Linked DNA regions of Homo sapiens: region 2 is linked to region 1. The links are chromatin loops, found by intact Hi-C in ENCODE. Cell type or tissue: heart left ventricle. All regions are shown on one strand.

Region 1 (2,500 bases):
AGTTCTAGGGTACATGTGCACAACATGCAGGTTTGTTACATAGGTATACATGTACCATGTTGATTTGCTGCTTTTTTTTTTTTTTTTGAGACGGATTCTTGCTGTGTCTCCAGGCTGGAGTGCAATGCCACAATCTTGGCTGACTGCAACCCTGCTGTCCTAGGTTCAAGCAATTCTCCTGCCTTAGCCTCCAAAATAGCTGGGACTACAGGTGTGTGCCACCACGCCCAGCTAATTGTTTGTATTTTTAGTAGAGACAGGATTTCACCATGTTGGCCAGGATGGTCTCGAGCTCCTGACCTCATGATCCGCCCGCCCCGGCCTCCCAAAGTGCTGGGATTACAGGTGTGAGCCACCGCACTCGGCCAGATTGTAAATTTTTTGACAACAATGACTATTCTCCTCATCTTTCTATGTTCAAGGCCTGCATAGTTTAGAAACAAGGAAACAGTACAGTTGCAACCATACAATTGAAAAAAAAAAATTGTCCATGGCTATAAATTAATTAATCTGTCCTGATTTTATGTCTGTCAAATTATAGGTAGTACTAACCCAGTAAGAGCTTTATTGATAAATAAATGAGAAATTACAGTTTTATCAAGTGTGAGGTAATCCCTTTTTTTGGGGCTTGCTTATTTCTATTAAGCTTCCAAGTATTTTTTAAAAGACAATTTGTATTCCTGGCTTTATTTTACAGTTTGGTTTTATCTATTCTATTTGCATACTGAGAGGAAGCTGGTATATAGCAGTCTAAGCTAAATGAAAAATAAGTGCGCAATTCTAATATTCAAAAACAGGATAGAAGATGTCCATTTTTATTTTTTTATTCTAAATAGGAATAATATGCACTATAATGTTTATATTTCTTCCAAGTATCTTGTACCACATGCTTATGATTGACATTGGGCCTCTATACCTATTCCTTTTCGTTAAGAGACTACTTTTGTATTAACATTTTACCATTAGATTTTATTGAAACACTATTCAAAGTCCTCAAAATTTCAATTTTATACCTTTTTATTTTTCTGTAAGATGAAGCAATGTCTTTAGAATGTTATTTTAAGCTCATCTTTGGGCTTCCACTGTTTCCTCTACTTGCCCTTATTTTAAACTGGAAAATCCATGAATGTAATGACCACATCTTAGGCTCTTTCATATTTCAAATGCCTAAGCCAGCATCAAATAAATGTATTTTATTTATTTATTTATTTATTTATTTATTTATTTATTTATTTATTTATTATTTTGAGGCGGAGTTTCACTCTTGTTGCCCAGGCTGGAGTGCAGTGGCACAATTTGGCTCACCGCAACCTCTGCCTCCCGGGTTCAAGGGATTCTCCTGCCTTGGCCTTCCGAGTAGCTTGGATTACAGCCATGCGCCACCACACCCAGCTAATTTTGTATTTTTAGTACAGACGGGGTTTCTCCACGTTGGTCAGGCTGATCTCAAACTGCCAACCTCAGGTGGTCCGCCCGCCTCAGCCTCCCAAAGTGTTGGGATTACAGGCGTGAGCCACTGTGCTCAGCCAAATAAATGTATTTTTTAAAAAATATCCCATGGTTTGTTTATCATATAATGTAAAATCAAGAATCCAAATATTTTTCAAAGGGTAGAGAATTTCTGTGAGTAATTTTTTCCTCAGCATCTTAATATCCAAACTCTACTTGCTCACAAGATTACTTAATCAGCATCATATCAGAGACAGCTTGCTGTGTTTACCATTGTTAGTTGGGCCAGCATATGTCCAAAACAGTTGGAATGAGAAAAACAGCCTTGACTTGAAGCCAAATTAGAGAGGGAGGAGGAGAAGAGTTCTTTAGCTGTTGAACAGGACTACATATTTTGGACAGTGTAGGGTACTTCTGTAGAAAAAAAGAAAAAAAAGGGTGGGGAATTCTTTCAGCCAAAAAACAAAGGTGCATTTTGAAATATCTAAATGCACTGAAATAATAAAAGCAAATTGGTGATGTTGTTTTAATTTTATTTATATAAGCCTTTGCAAGTAATGAAATCTTTTTATGTTAACCAAAAAAAGAAAGAAAGAAAGAAAAGTATTCTAAGATATTTATAATGTGGATAATTTTTTTTTTTTTCAGTTTTACCCTGGCAACTTTAATTGGCTTAGTGGTTTCTAATTCTGGGCAATTTTCTGTTTCTTTATTAAGCAATGTGGGAGCTGTTGAATAACCATCACATTTCATAGGATCAGAATAATATTTCTGATTTTTCTCAAACTGGGTATTATATTACTGTATAGTAAAAACTTTTTAAGTGAGGAAAATGTCTATTCTTGTTTTGCTAAGTAACATTACAAAAAGTAGATATTTTTGTGCATTCCACCCCCTTAAGAAGCAACTATTGTAGAAAGTGGTGTTTTCATTGAGAGAGAAAATGGAAAGTAATATTTTGCTATTTATTATGGAAAGTTAGAGGAGAGGTTTCCAAATACCACAATCAAGGAATAAAACAATTTTGACCACAACTGAATTTTATATATCA
Region 2 (2,500 bases), 170 kb before region 1:
CATGTAGAACTGTGAACAGAAAGACTCATCTGGAGTCGATTTTTGTTTAGAAGTGCAGGAGGAAAGTGAGCTAAAATTAAAGCCACAGAATTTTAGAGTATTATGGGAACCTCCCATTTCCCATTCCTGCTACCCTGACAGAGCTGCTTTTAATACCCTAGATGCTGAAAGCTTAGGAAGCTTTTTGATTTTTTGTGTTTTGTGTTTTGTTTTATTTGTTTTGAGTGAAATCATTTTGGCCTTCCTTTTCTTGGTTATGGGAAATTGTTTCAGTGAAAATTTCCTACAGGCTGCTTAAAAGCCACGCACGGAACAATGGGCCTTGTGGCAAGTGAATTGCGTGTGGGGAAGTACTTAGAGTTTAATGTGAGTTATTTTTATTTCCATTCATAGACATGTCTCAGTGAAGTTCAAATTATCCCTTGGACAATAGAAGGCAGTCTGTTAATTTAAAGCTAGACTTTTTTGGTTCCATAAAGCCAAATTTAGGATTGATTTCAAAAGCTAAATAAACAACAGTCTACCTCCCTATTAAAAGTGAGTGTGTCAGGTTTCTGTGTACCTTAGTCTTTAAATAATGTCCACTTAGCATTTCTACAAGGGGCCTTAAATATTTAGAAAGAGGCTATCCTTTACAATTATACCTTGTTTGTTAAAGGGACACTCAAAGGTTGGGGCTGTCTTAATCTTATTACTAAAATTCTGTAGGTGTCACATTTATTTTAACAAATTAAAATAGAGGCTGGAAAAGTTAGGGTTATTGCAGGTGGTGTGATTGGAAATATTAAGAGGGAGCATCGTCTAGAATCCTTAGAGATATTGCTCAGCATCATTTTCCTACAATGCCATAAAATATTATTCTTAAAAATTGTCAGAGGAAACAAATGTTACACTTCCTAGGAGTGCTTCTGAATTTTGACTCTTAAACAGAATCCCCTGTGGAGTTCTTAAAAAGTACACATATTGGGACCCTGTTTTGGAAATTCTGATTCAGTGGTCCAAGGGGACTGGGCCTGGGTGTGTATGCATGTGTGTTATGTGTGGTTTTGTGTGTGTGTGTATCTGTGTGTGGAAAGTTTCACAAGTTATTTTAAAGTATATCTTGAGGATCAAGGGCTAGTACAATAGACTACATTTCATTTCTGTTGAAATTCATTATTTAAGAACTGTACTCTGGAGATTTACCATGTCAGGCTGTAACAAGGCTATTGCTTTCAAGATGGCAAGGTAAAGTCTTAGCCGAACTGTTGTATGGAGGAGCGTGTCATTTCTGATACCAAAGGACACTATGCAGGCCAATCAGCAACACAATTACCTATGTATTTATTAAATAGTTTCATATTTTAGTTTGAAATTTTTCATTTAACATAATTTAACAAAATAAGACAAAACTTCCACTGAGTTAAATACACAAGTATTCAGACATTTAATAGTATTCTGACTCAATATGATGGTCAATGTGATTTACCAAAAAATTTCAGTAAAAATGATAATATCGTAATTTTACAAGGTGGATTTAAATTGATACTTGCACTGTTTGACTTTCTACCAAAATAGGAGTACCTGGTAAAATGCTGTGGTGTATGGAGACAGTTATGAGAAACTGGAGGGAGGATGATAGTTGAGGTAAGTTCAGGCTTTGAGTCACGGTTCTTCCACCAGCTGTGTGACCTGGCAAATAGTTTAACCTTAAAATAGGGCTAATTTTTAGCAACTTCACACATTATCTCACTTAATACTCAACTTGACTAGGTAATTTTGAGTATTTAATGAGATAATGTGTGAAAATGCAACATAAAAATTAAAGCAGTATAATTAATTGTTTGGAGTGGACTCCCTTTGCACTTCTTCTCTATTGGAATTAATGCATGTATGGGACTATCATGTGGTAATTTTGTGCATATAGATTGTGGAATTGCAGAATAAATGAATTATGGCAGACATTTTCACATTTATATTTTTAGTGACCTAAGGCTTCAAAAAAAAAAAAAAAAACTAGATACCTCCCCACTCTTATGGGAAGGAGAGAATTCTTTGTTAGAGTATTCTCAAGTTTGATTATTTTTTCCTGAGATTGGATTTCTTTGATATTATTTATGATCACAACAAAGATACATTTTATGTATCGGAAACTTGACATTGCCAAGACATATTAGACTTTTTAAACATGTTACCTTTTTAAACACTCAACCACTGTTCTCCCAAGGCCGTTACCTTATTTCAGAGAAAGCCTAAAGCCTTTAATTTTACCTCAAAAAGTTTTGATCTGTAGAATTTCATGTTGATACCATTAACATTTGATGCCATTTTTCTATGTGAGAAAAATTTAGGAGGTAGCTACCTTCTTTTGAAAGCCTATATATTGGCCTAGTAGTTGATTCTGTTTTAAATTATGTTTTGATAAATTATAATATTTTGAAATTACACTTTTTATTCTATTAGGAAGGATGTAGGGACAAGCCAGTCTTTTTATATGGTTTCTAGCTGAGTAGATTGTCCT

The links. Peaks named below come from ENCODE experiments on the same cell type or tissue, not always from the same donor. Only the 100,000 strongest peaks of a DNase experiment are listed, where the experiment ranks them.
Region 2: it touches region 1 in a loop (2.2-fold over the local background); 3 of 110 quality-filtered maps call a loop at or near these places.

The regions. Positions count from the first base shown.
Region 1 is chr7:18,563,768-18,566,267 of GRCh38, forward strand. The region is part of intron 2 of HDAC9 (histone deacetylase 9); the gene reads left to right. Among named protein-coding and RNA genes, the nearest start is that of HDAC9, 69 kb to the left of the region's middle. In heart left ventricle, no CTCF peak of the experiment used is centred here; no DNase peak of the experiment used is centred here.
Region 2 is chr7:18,393,558-18,396,057 of GRCh38, forward strand. It overlaps a transcript of HDAC9 not described here. Among named protein-coding and RNA genes, the nearest start is that of HDAC9, 100 kb to the right of the region's middle. In heart left ventricle, no CTCF peak of the experiment used is centred here; no DNase peak of the experiment used is centred here; H3K27ac peaks cover 190 bases.